Regions from separate parts of the Homo sapiens genome. Here region 2 is linked to region 1. Evidence: chromatin contacts called from ENCODE Hi-C or POLR2A ChIA-PET data. All regions are on one chromosome and are shown on one strand. Each heading gives the region's core, a stretch centred on a gene start or an enhancer-like site at or near the end of the contact. The rest is flanking DNA. Distances are from core to core; before and after follow the strand shown.

Evidence for each region. A loop is a pair of places that touch in the nucleus more often than their neighbours do. ChIA-PET counts read pairs that join two places held with the same protein, here RNA polymerase II (POLR2A). Pooled maps may share reads with other maps.
Region 2: POLR2A ChIA-PET joins it to region 1 with 19 read pairs in BJ. The contact joins two enhancer-like sites. A Hi-C loop is called at or near these places in 12 of 168 maps with a recorded cell type or tissue (Caco-2, GM12878, HCT116 and 8 more), 21 of 37 single-sample maps with no recorded cell type and 14 of 50 pooled maps. POLR2A ChIA-PET finds 5 or more read pairs at or near these places in 3 of 52 experiments (BJ, Caco-2 and GM10248).

What each region holds. Positions count from the first base shown.
Region 1 is chr22:17,554,520-17,561,105 of GRCh38, forward strand. It overlaps CECR2 (CECR2 histone acetyl-lysine reader), which reads left to right. Exons shown (of 19, transcript NM_001290047.2): 19 at 1-3,632. Among named protein-coding and RNA genes, the nearest start is that of SLC25A18, 5.7 kb to the right of the region's middle. Within about 2 kb of position 4,037, at least 2 of the 41 ENCODE cell types and tissues checked have a DNase peak (open chromatin) inside an H3K27ac peak, as active enhancers do.
Region 2 is chr22:17,756,411-17,762,996 of GRCh38, forward strand. The region is part of intron 1 of BID (BH3 interacting domain death agonist); the gene reads right to left. Among named protein-coding and RNA genes, the nearest start is that of MIR3198-1, 4.6 kb to the right of the region's middle. Within about 2 kb of position 4,266, at least 3 of the 41 ENCODE cell types and tissues checked have a DNase peak (open chromatin) inside an H3K27ac peak, as active enhancers do.

The DNA of each region.
Region 1 (6,586 bases), core at 2,787-5,286:
AGCCAAGACACCAGTTCCAGGATGATGGAAGTTCATATCCGTACGCAAATGCTGAACCTGGTGCTGCTGCCTAGGGCTCAGGCAGATTTGAGAGTTGAGTAGGGAACACAGGTGCCTCTAAGGTATAATGCACAAAAATACAGATTTTCTCTCAGAGAGGTTTTAATTTTAAATTTGATGTATTTGCAAGTGGATTGAGTTTTGAGCCTGTGTTCTCACTGGATCCTAATTCTTGTTAGAAACCTATCACTGGCATAACCTGGTTTAGAAGAGTGAAGAGGACAGAAGGATTGTGGATGGGTCTGCCCTTTAGCTAGTATCCGCTAACATGGGGCATTACTACTTCAGTTTCTGTGTTTGTGCAGAAGCAGGGAGGAGGTAAAAAGCTAGTTTGGAGCTGGTTAGACCTGGTCTAGGCCCAGAGAATTTGGCCACTGACAGCCTTTCTCTTTTCCTGGTAATGCTGGTTTGAATCAGAGGCCTCTCACTTCTCCTTAACAGGAGCACTGACACTGTGGGCCTCTCCCCATGACTACCCCAGGGGCCTGGGTGGGAGTGGCTGTAAGCAGCAGTTGGGCCATTGCCCCCTTTCCTTCTGCCCTCGTGGTCCTTGAGCAGTTGTGTGCACACTCTTCCAGGTAATCCTGTCTCCTCTCTCTCCCAGTGACCGCCCCAATCAGCTGTTGCTAGAGCGATGCTGTGAACGATACAGGAAAAGTCAGTAAATCCCTTTATCCTTAATCTCCCTTCTTGGTTTTCGACAGAAAATATTAAGGAAGAGCAATAGGAAATAGAACTACTGTATTATAACACTGTGAACAAGAACATCAGCAGCAGCAGAATTGTCAGCCTTCCTGCGTCCTGTGTGGGAATGTGTCCATGCCTTATAGGTACTAGTGCTTCGTCCATTGTCCAGGGAGTGTCCTGAGCTTTCACTGGTCTTTGAAGTGCAGATCTGCTATAAGCTGTCTGGAGCTGCAAGGTTGCAGGAATCCACAGGAGCGTGAGCTGCTGTGAACCCCTAGCCCACCCATCCCCAAGCAGGATCTTCTTCTCACCTTTTCTTCCTCCTCTAGCACTTCTCTTTCCAAGTGTCTTAAGCAGATGCAATGTCTTAAAGCAGATGCAAATGCATTTGCCATCTTCTCCATTAGGAAAATGATGGTTATGTGATATGTTATATTTAGGAAGTAGTGTGTAAGGTATCCTGAAAAGGTTTGCTCTCAAGCTAGAAGGACATTTCACCCTGTGGGTCACTGTCACCTTGTCAGCGTGCCGGCTCTCAGTGGTCCCCAGGAGGATGGGGATAGCTGAGATCGTGGAGAATGGGAAATACCATTGCATCTCTTTGATTTAACACTCATGGCTCACCTTTAGTAGAGTTGTTAATAAGTTAGAAACTTGTGTCCCTAAGGCCCAAGAGAAAAGATGAGCTTCTTGGGAGGATTCTGGGTTTGTTTTCCCCTCAGAATTAAAAAATAGTTTTTAATTCAGCTACTTTTTCCCCTCAGTTAAAAGGTAGCAGGAGCTATTGGCTGAAATTTGTTACAGTGAATGAATGTGGAGAATAAATAAGAACAAACCCTGTAGGATTCTTGTTGACGTAACTTTCCATCCCACCTCTCCGCCTCTCCTTCATCACCAGCCTTCATCAGGTTGGTTTAGTTTACCTGGCCGTACACACGAGCTGCTCATCAACAGTTCGTATCTTCTCACTGAGCCCGGGCCAGATGCTCTCAGAAGGCCTTCTCATGCTCCTCTTCGTTAGGCTTAGTGAAAACCTTAAGACCTGCAGTTTGTGCCCCTCAGTTCAGTCAGACCTCAGCTTTAAATGTCGATTTACTCTGTCTTGTTCCCTGAAAGTGTTTCTTGTGACTAAGCATTTGGTGTCATTATCCCATGCCATTTATCTGCTGTATAGTTACTATATTATTTTTGCTGATTCCTACTGCTGGCAGATGCCATCCCAGGCCCACAAAATCCCAGTGTTGCAGTCACCACAGCTGTCAGAAACAAGTTTGCAATCCATACTTCTTGGTTCAATTTTTTTTTTTAATGGACATTCAAATCTGTAAATACTACACTGCTCTTAAGACCTGATTTGAAATTTCACAGGAAGGCCTAATCCTATAGTCACAAGGTAAGGACAGTTGAGTAGTGTAAGAACCCCAACCTGCTTGCAGAGAACCTTGGTTTTCATAGAAAGGAAAGGCTGAAGGTTTTCTAGCATTGTTGCCCTTCTTTGTCTGTCAGTCAGTTCACCCTCTGTGATTCTCCATGGACCCGCATTGCAGAAAATCAGTCCCATATATTAGTGAGCCATGTACTGCCCAATCCGGGGGCTCCTGGGGTGTGGTGTGTCCACCAGTGACTCTCCGGACACTAGCTTCAGTAAGGATACTTCTTATTTCGGTTGAGAATGCAGAGGCTTTTATTCGTGGACTCACATCACTGCATAGCACAAAGAATGTGATTGCCATTTGCTGCGTGAGAAAAAGCTGGGCTCCCTATTTCTTTTTTGGGTTGGACTCTGCCGTGCAGCCATAGGACACCAAGCCTCACGCACTTTCCCCTTGGGACAGTAGTGTTTGGGTGAATGTTACTGCATCCCGTTTTTTTTCTTTTCTTTTTTTTTTTTTTTTTTTTGAGACGAAATCTTGCTCTTGTCCCCCAGACTGGAGTGCAATGGCACGATCTCGGCTCACTGCAACCTCCACCTCCCAGGTTCAAGGGATTCGTCTGCCTCGGCCTCCCAAGTAGCTGGGACTACAAGCGCGCACCACCACTCCCAGCTAATTTTTGTATTTTTAGTAGAGGCGGGGTTTCACCATGTTGGCCAGGCTGGTCTCAAACTCCTGACCTCAGGTGATCCACCCGCCTTGGCCTCCCAACATGCTGGGATTACAGGCGTGAGCCAACACACCGGACCTTCATTTTTTAAATTAAGCTGGGACACAAGTTTTGCCTCCAGGCTGGATGTTGATCCTGCTCTGTGCTAGACAGATGTGCGGAGGGACTGTTCCGGGCTCGGCTTGACCTTTTCCTACCTAGTTTCTCCCTCTTGTCCTGCACAAGAGGACTAACTGAACTCTAACGTCAGAACGGCTGACGAGCAGTTGATTGTCCTTGCTTGTGTTGTTGACAGGGGTGGGTGGGGTGGGAGCAGGGGTATGGATATTGCATAAGTTATTGAAATGCTGACCCCCGTTCAGGAAACCATGCAGCCCCTTCCCTTCCCTTCCCTTCCCTTCCTTTCCCTTCCCTAGCCAGGGCTCAGGTACCTCACTCTCCTGCCTTGTGCGTAGCTCCTGGGGCCCCGGTCAGTCCCCAGCAGCCTTGGCACACAGTGTCTGGAGCCTCTGCTCCTGCTGCAAAAGCAGAAACCATGTGAACCTTCTGGCCAGTACTGGAAAGGGGAATGCTATTTATTTTTATATTGTGTATATTTTGTCGTGGTCTGCTGATTCCCTGTTTCACTGAGAGCGACACTTACCTCAATAGTTAGTTCAATATTGTGTGTTGGATAATTTTTTAAAAGAACTTTTTAAAAAGCTTTTTGATCCTTGGAGGTCTGTAGATTTATTTCCATATGAACTGGTTATTTTGTATAAAGTACATGCTTAAAATAGCAAGGCTCCTCTGTGTGTGTGGTGTGTCTGTCCATGTGTCATTTCCATATCAGGGCAAACCCAGACTTCCATCAGGACGAAGGCGTGAACTAGGCCACAAGGCCACCAGCTGAAATGCCACCCCTCGTCCATTCTCATGCATCCAGAATCCACGGAGGCGGGGCACGGGTCCTGTGCATGAGACAGAGGAATATGGTTCCAGAGAACTTCAAAACAGTCATGTACTGACTGGCAGTTCTAAACCATGTCAGGGATAAAACGCTCCTCACAGCCGATCCTTGCGAAGCTGGCCCGGCCGTCAGCATCTCACTGGTAAAGGCGTCCGCCTTCAGAAGGTTACTACACCTGAGGTGCACGACTTCTCTCCTTGCAGGCTTTAGGGTGCCTGGGATGGGAAAGGAGTATAACAGTGGGGCAGCGGGGCAGCTCCAGCCTGGAGCCCGCTGTGCACACACATGGCCAGAAGTGGGAGCTCCAGCCTAAGCAAGCGGGCAATCTTATACCTGCCAAGGTCATTTATGTTTTATTTCCAGTTACTGGGAGAACAGTTTGAAAGTAGCTTCATTCAGCCAGGCGCGGTGGTTCACGTCTGTAATCCCAGCACTTTGGGAGGCTGAGGCGGGCGGATCACGAGGTCAGGAGATCGAGACCATCCTGGCTAACACGGTGAAACCCCGTCTCTACTAAAAATACAAAAAATTAGCCGCGCGTGGCGGCACACACCTGTAGCCCCAGCTACTCGGGAGGCTGAGGCGGGAGAATGGCGTGAACCCGGGAGGCGGAGCTTGCAGTGAGCCGAGATCGCACCACTGCATTCCAGCCTGGGTGACAGAGTGAGACTGTGTCCCAAAAAAAGAAAGTAGCTACATTCTTAGAAATCAGCTACAGTCTTAAGACACCAGAACTCCTGTTTTGTCCTTAAATGCAGACTGTCCCAGTTTAATGATCATTCAACTTAGGAGTTTTTGAAAATGAGACACATTCTGCAGAAACTGTACTTGAAGTCCTCGTGCAACAATTCTCTTTCACCTTCTGTACGGTATTCAATAAACTCCATGACATATTCAACACTGTGTGATAAAGGAGGCTCAGCCAGGTGTGCTGGCTCACACCTGTAATCCCAGCACTCTGGGAGGCCAAGGCAAGTAGATCATATGAGCTCAGGAGTTCGAGACCAGCCTGGCCAACATGGCAAAAGCCTGCCTCTACTAAAAACACAAAAATTAGCGGGGCGTGGTGGCGGGTGCCTGTAATCCTGGCTACTTGGGAGGCTGAGGCAGGACAATCGCTGGAAGCTGGGATGCGGAGGTTGCAGTGAGCCAAGATCGCGCCACTGCATTCCAGCCTGAGCGACAGGAAGACTCCGTCTCAAAAATAAAAATAAAAAAGGAGGCTCAACTGTGGGCTAGCATAAGTTTGCTGAGCATGCTTGAGGCAGGCTAAGCTGTGATATTTGGTGGGTTAGGTGGATTCAGTGCATTTCCAGCTGACAATATTTTCAACTCATGATGGGTTTATCCGGAGGTGACCCCACTGGAAGCTGAGGAGCATCTGTAATTGGCTGTGGAAGTAATCCTCATTCCATAAAAATTTCACCACAATTAGTACCCGTTTCCAAACCCATGCTTGGGGCTGTCCCTTTCTAGGCAGTGATCTGTTCACTCTCCTTTTAACCTCCAGTTGTTTGGTGTCTGATTGTCCCCACTGATACTCTGTTGTTACTGGCTAACAAATTTTTGAGCCTTTTATCCTGGTATTATTTTAAAACTGTTCAGTTATTCTCCCATGAAAAGTGTTTCTATGATAAAACATTTTATGCCAACCGTACTTTCTTGTTTAGTAGTTGCATTTCAGTGTAATTTCTGAAACAAAACAAAAATCAACTTTAAAGTGAAAAATCAGGCTGGGCACGGTGGCTCACTTGATGTCAGGAGTTTGAGATCAGCCTGGCCAGCATGGTGAAACCGTCTCTACCAAAAATACAAAAATTAGCCGGGCATGGTGGCACACGCTTGTGATCTCAGCTACTTAGGAAGCTGAAGCAGGAGAATTGCTTAAACCCTGCAGGCAGAGGTTGCAGTGAGCAGAGATCGCACCACTGCACTCCAGCCTGGGCAAGAGTGTGAGATCCTGTCTTAAAAAATCACTAGTAAACCCCAGATCAGACATGATGCTACTCAAATTGTGCATCTCGATGGATTCTCCCAGTGGGTGGGGGGAGCACCACTCTGGCCTGGCTTCCTTCACTGTTCTGTCAGCTTTCCTAGAGCCCAGTCCAGCTGCATCAGTGGCTGGGATGGCGTTAGCAAACCCACTCCCTGTGCATATCAGCAGCACACCCTTAAAATGCATGCAAACTTTGATTCCTAACTTTCAGATTTCCTCCTACCGTGACATGAATTCTCACCAAACAAAGGCCAGAATGTTTTTTGACATATTTAGCTATTGATAGGCTTTAGCTCTCCCTCTCCCTCTCCCTCTCCCTCTCCTCACGGTCTCCCTCTCTTTCCACGGTCTCCCTCTCATGCGGAGCCGAAGCTGGACTGTACTGCTGCCATCTCGGCTCACTGCAACCTCCCTGCCTGATTCTCCTGCCTCAGCCTGCCGAGTGCCTGCGATTGCAGGCACGCGCCGCCACGCCTGACTGGTTTTGGTGGAGACGGGGTTTCGCTGTGTTGGCCGGGCTGGTCTCCAGCTCCTAACCGCGAGTGATCCGCCAGCCTCGGCCTCCCGAAGTGCCGGGATTGCAGACGGAGTCTCGTTCACTCAGTGCTCAATGGTGCCCAGGCTGGAGTGCAGTGGCGTGATCTCGGCTCGCTACAACCTCCACCTCCCAGCCGCTTGCCTTGGCCTCCCAAAGTGCTGAGATTGCAGCCTCTGCCCGGCTGCCACCCCGTCTGGGAAGTGAGGAGCGTCTCTGCCTGGCCGCCCATCGTCTGGGATGTGAGGAGCCCCTC
Region 2 (6,586 bases), core at 3,016-5,515, 200 kb after region 1:
TCTTTCTTTCTTTCTTTCTTTCTTCTTTCTTTCTTTCTTTCTTTCTTTCTTTCTTTCTTTCTTTCTTTTCTTTCTTTCTTTCTTTCTCTCTCTCTTTCTGTCTGTCTCTCTCTTTCTTTCCTTCTTTCCTTCCTTCCTTCTTTCTTTCCTTCCTTTCCTTTCTTTCTTTTTTTTTTCTTTTTTGAGATGGAGTCTCGCTCTGTTACCCAGGCCGGAGTGCAATGGCACAATCTCGGCTCACTGCAACCTCCACCTCCTGGGTTCAAGTGATTCTCCTGCTTCAGCCCCCCAAGCAGATGGGGCTATAGGCATGCACCATCATGCCCAGCTAATTTTTGTATTTTTAGCAGAGATGGGGTTTCACTATGTTGGCCAGGCGGGTCTCAAACTCCTGACCTTGCGATCCGCCCCCCTCAGCCTCTCAAAGTGCTGGGATTACAGGCGTGAGCCACTATGCCGGCCGCAAAGGATTCTTTAACACAAAAGGGCAGGACTCATGAGACTGACCTGACCATTACATGGTGCAGTGAGAGTTCAATTTAACTAAGCCTCCTTATGCTTCTTTGACTAATTTAGGGCCATGCAGTGTCAAACAGCAATGAGGGCACAAAAGCAGCTTCTCCCTGGCTATCTTCAGAAGGAATCTTAGATTGCCCTTGAACACCATCAACAATCTGCTATTTGGAGGGCTGGAAACTAAGCCTAAGAAACCACCAGGCTTCGGCCGGGCACGCTGGCTCATGCCTGTAATCCCAGCACTTTGGGAGGCCAGGGCAGGCTGATCACCTGAGCCCAGGAGTTCAAGACCAGCCTAGGCAATCTGGTGAAACCCAGTCTCTATAATATATACAAAAACTAGCCAGGCATGGTGGCGTGTGCCTGTAGTCCCAGCTACTGGGGAAGGATTGCTTGAGCCCGGGAGGTGGAGGTTACAGCGAGCTGAGATCACGCCACTGCACTCCAGCCTGGGCAACAGAGCCTGACCCTGTCCCAAAAAAAAAAAAAAAAAAAAAAAATGCCAGGCGCAGTCGCTCATGCCTGTAATCTCAGCACTTTGGGAGGCCGAGGCGGGCGGATCACAAGGTCAGGAGATCCAGACCATCCTGGCTAACACGGTGAAACCCCGTCTCTACTAAAAATACAAAAAAATTAGCCGGGCGTGGTGGCGGGCGCCTGTAATCCCAGCTACTCGGGAGGCTGAGGCAGGAGAATGGAGTGAACCCGGGAGGCGGAGCTTGCAGTGAGCCAAGATAGCGCCACTGTACTCCAGCCTGCGCGACAGAGCGAGACTCCGTCTCAAAAAAAAAAAAAAAAGAAAAAAAGAAAGCAATTCCAGCAGGTTTCTCCTGTAGTGCCTGTGCGAGTGAAGCCCACCCAAAGGTGAGGCGAGGGTGTGTTCTCAGAGCTCCCAACAGCAAGGGACTCGGCCGCTGTCACTCGCGTTTGCCTGGGAGAGGCTCCAAGGAAAGCTACCCATCGATCCGTTACGTGCACCTATGGGTTCTCTACTTGGTCTCAAGTTGGATGGAAGCAGAGACAAAACTTCAGGAAGCTGCCAGTCAATCAAGCCCTGGCCATGTGGGGCTGACAGCATAGACTCTAGTTACTGCATGGCTTCCCGGATGGTTGCTAGTGACAGCACCCGGCTCCACAAGCTGGCCTGTGGCCTCCTGGGGGGTCCTTGAAGGTAACGGGGTCCAGTCATGTCTGTTTGTACATTCAGTCTCATATCTCTTTTATTCAGGTCCCTCAAAGAGCTTAAGTTCCCCAGCTGCTGGCAAGTGACCTTCCTGCCACGCTGTGAGCTGGGGCCGAGCTACTCTTCCCAGGAGGCCGAGACCTCGCAGGCACTGACTCCACGGTCGCCTCAGTTCCTCTAGAAGTGGCTGGTCAGCATCCTTCACAAATACGGCATTCCAGGGAAGGCCCTGGCCGCACTAGGAACTTATCCAGTTATATTTTAGTTTGAGAAAAGGCACAGACGCCAGTCCCTCAAAAAATTAAACCTAGAACTACCATTTGACCTAGAATTCAGCTTTTGGGTATTACGCTGAAGAACTGAAAAGTAGAGCCTGGAACACACATTTGCACACCCATGCTAACAGCAAACAAAAGGCCAAAATAGTCCAGATGTCTAACAGATGAGTGGAAAAATAAAACATGGGGTGACATACAATTGACACACGCTACAACACAGATGAACTTGAAGACACTACGCTGGGCGAACTAGGCCAGTCATGAAAGGACAAATACATGTGGTTCTATCTCCAAGGGGTGCCCAGAGTAGTCAACTTCACAAGGATCAGAAAGTACAAAGGCACCTGCCAAGGGCTGGGGGTGGCAAGTTAGCGTTTAATGGTACCATTTCTGTTTTGAAAGGTGAAAAAGTTCTGGAGATGGTTGGTGGTAATGGTTGCACGACAATGAGACTGTACTGAATGCCACTGAACTGTACGCTTAAAAATGCTTAAAATGGGAAATCTTATGCTATATCTATTTTACCACGATAAAAAAATATACACTTAAAAAAGAGCCAGGTGGGCCAGGTGTGGTGGCTCATGCCTGTAATCGCAGCACTTTGGGAGGACGAGGTGGGCGGATCACAAGGTCAAGAGATCGAGACCATCCTGGCCAACATGGTGAAACCCCGTCTCTACTAAAAATACAAAAATTAGCTGGGCGTGGTGGCGCACACCTGTAGTCCCAGCTACTCAGGAGGTTGAGGCAGGAGAATCACTTGAACCCGGGAGGCAGAGGTTGCAGTGAGCCGAGATCACGCCACTACACTCCAGCCTGGCGACAGAAAAAGACTCCGTCTCAAAACAAAAAACAAAACAAAAAAAAAAAAACAAAAGAACCAGGTGTGGGCTGGGTGCGGTGGCTCACACCTGTAATCCTAGCATTTTGGGAGGCCAAAGCAGGTGGATCACTTGAGGTCAGGTGTTCAAGACCAGCCTGGCCAACATGGAGAAAACCCCATCTCTACTAAAAATACAAAAATTAGCCGGGCGTGCACCTGTAATCCCAGCTACTCGGGAGGCTGAGGCAGGAGAATCGCTTAAACCCAGGAGGCGGAGGTTGCAGTGAGCCGAGATCATGCCACTGCACTCCAGCCTGGGTGACAGAGTGAGACCCCGTCTCAAAACAAACAAACAAAAAACAGAGCCAGGTGTAGTGGTGTGCACCTGTAATCTCAGCTCCTCAGAAGGCTGCAGTGGGAGGACTGCTTGAAAGCCCAGGAGCTCAAGGCCAGCCTGGGCAACATAGTGAGGCCCCAACTCTAAAAATTATTATTATTATTAAAGTTTAAAATTTTTTAAATTTCAAATTTCAATTTTAAAAAGGACAGATTCTTACTGAACCTATGCAAATAACTATATCACCACAAAAAATAAGGAGACAGTGAGAATGGGGGTTCACTGAGAAAGCAATATCATTTAAAAATGTTTCGGCCGGGCGAGGTGGCTCACGCCTGTAATCCCAGCACTTTGGGAGGCCGAAGCGGGTGGATCACGATGTCAGGAGATCGAGACCATCCTGGCTAACCCTAAGTCTCTACTAAAAATACAAAAAATTAGCCGGGCGTGGTGGTGGGCACCTGTAGTCCCAGCTACTCAGGAGGCTGAGGCAGGAGAATGGCGTGAACTCGGGAGGCAGAGCTTGCAGTGAGCCGAGATTGCGCCACTGCACTCCAGCCTGGGCGACAGAGTGAGACTCCATCTCAAAAAAAAAAAAAAAAAAAGTTTCATATCTGGCCGGGCACAATGACTCATGCCTATACTCCCAGCACTTTGGGAGGCTGATGAGGGCAGATCACTTGAGGTCAAGCGTTCAAGACCAGCCTGGCCAACATCTCTACTCTACATCCCAGCTCTACTAAAAATACAAAAACTTAGCCAGGTGAGGTGATGGGCAACTGTAGTCCCAGCTACTCGAGAGGCTGAGGCAGAAGAATCGCTTGAACCCAGGAGGCGGGGGTTGCAGTGAGGTGAGATCGCGCCACTGCACTCCAGCCTGGGTAACAGAGCAAGACTCTGTCTCAAAAAAAAAAAAAAAAAAAAAAAAAAGTTTCATATCCATCTACCAGAGCAGAGCCTACTAAATCATCACGGATTACAGACACTAAGAATGAGAAAGCATTTCCTCTTACATCTAGAAAACAGAAATGAACACATCAGCTATATTCCAAGCAAACCACCACAATTCAGTTCCCTCAGCAGCCCGTCGCACTCTGCAGGACTCGGAGCCAGCTTCCAGCCTCACGAAGCCCTGGCCCGGCGCGCTGGGGTGGTCTGAGAGCCATTGAGGTAATGTCCATGCAGAAGCCTGGGCCCAGAGGCTCTATTAGTCACTGGTGAAAGCACCAGGCAATCCTTTCCCACATGGGGAACATCAGCATGGGAAGACTCAAAGTCTCTTTTCATAACGATTTTCTAATGCATCTGGCCAGATGCGTTATTCAGATATTTCTGAATATTTCATTCAGATATTTTCTGAATGAAAATATCCTACACAGAGCAAGGGAGGGCACTGACAAGCACGGGGCCTCCCGCCAAGCCCAGAACTTCTGAATTATTTCCATGAATAACATTTACACATACACACCGAACCAAGGAGCTGTGGCCAGCGTCTCTTGTGATTTGACAACCACTCTTCCCGTGCAGGTCTTACAAGATAACGCTTAAAACAAACCTCATTATGTCTATGGTATTTTTCTTTTTATAAGGTGAATGATCAAATCTTTGTGATTTTCCAGGGGCACTCAGAGTCTCAGGGACAGTTTTAGAGGCAATCTGGACAGTTGTTTAAGGCAGGCTCGCGGGTGTCTGAGAGAGACTTGATTATCCATTAACAAAACAAACCTGATGTTTCACAAGTGATGAACCTTTGTTCTTTGTTTTTTCCCCTTAAATAAGCACAAACATAATAAAGTCAACATAAAGCATCAAAAATGATTCTGCTATACAGAACCTCTGCCATCCAGGTGCATTACACAGAAAGGAAAGAATAATCTTTCACTTTTTTTTTTTTTTTTTTTTGAGATGAAGTCTCGCTCTGTCGCCCAGGCTGGAGTGCAGTGGCGTGATCTTGGCTCACTGCAAGCTCTGCCTCCTGGGTTCACGCCATTCTCCTGCCTCAGCCTCCCGAGTAGCTGGGACTACAGGCGCCCGCCACCACGCCCGGCTAATTTTTTGTATTTTTAGTGGAGACGGGGTTTCACCGTGTTAGCCAGGATGGTCTCGATCTCCTGACATCGTCGTGATCCACCCGCCTCGGCCTCCCAAAGTGCTGGGATTACAGGCATAAGCCACCGCACCCGGCCATAATCTTTCACTTTGAAGGCAAAGGCATTAATGAGTAAACAAAGAAGGCAAGACCATCAAGGCCAGCAAACTTTGCTAAAATTGTGACATAATTCATTGCTGCTTTTCAGACTCAGGTACCATGATGATAAAAGGCACATACCTAGTTTTGCCCTTCACTATGTTTTTTGTCATTTTTACCATATTCTGGAAAACACTGGTAAATCGCTTTAGGAGAGAGTGTGGACCAGGATATCCTAGGGTGCCTGAGGCCCTTTTCAGAGAATCTGTGAGGTTGAAAAGCTTCCATAACACAGTTTCTTCTGTCATTCTCTCATGAGGGTACAGTGGACTTTCCCAGGGGCTGAGCGAAAGAGATACTGCAACAACCGAGAATCCAGGTATCCTCTATTCAGTCAGACACCCAGGAGATCTGCAGAAACACTGACGCAATGCTGTTCTTCTCAATAGAAATGTTTTGTTTTATAAAATAGTTACGTTGGCCAGGCGAGGTGGCTCACGCTCGTAATCCCAGAACTTTGGGAGGCCGAGGCGGGTGGATCACCTGAGGTCAGGAGTTTGAGACCAGCCTGACCAATATGGTGAAATCCCGTCTCTACTAAAAATACAAAAATTAGCCGGGCATGATGGCGTGCACCTGTAACCCAGCTACTCGGGAGGCTGAGGCAGAAGAATTGCTTGAACCCAGAAGGCAGAGGTTGCAGTGAGCCAAGATCAGGCCACTGCACTCCAGCCTGGTCAACAGAGCAAGACTCTGTCTCAAAATTAATTAATTAATTAATTTAATTAAACAATTTCACAAATTTCAAATGAATGAACACTTTTTTTTTTTTGGAGACAGGGTCTCACTCTGTCAAGCAGGCTAGAGTGCAGTAGCACGATCATGGCCCACTACAGCCTCAAACTCCTGGGCTCAAGTGATCCTCCTGCCTCAGCTTCCCAAAGTGCTGGGATTACAGGTAAGGACCACTGTGACTGGCCTATTTTTAAAATTTCTCAGTTTTAATTCTAACACAGAATATAGGGATAAAAGCCTACTTAATCAAACGCTTTTTGGTTCCTCAATAATTTTTATATATAAAGGGATCTAGAGACCAAAAAGTTTGAGAAGTGCTGCTTTGAGGAAAAAAAACAAAACCTGTTTGTTTGTTTGTTTTTTTAAGACGGAGTCTCACTCTGTCACCCAGGCTGGAGTGCAATGGCGTGATCTTGCCTCATTACATCCTCCGCCTCCCAGGCTCAAGCGATTCTCCTGCCTCAGC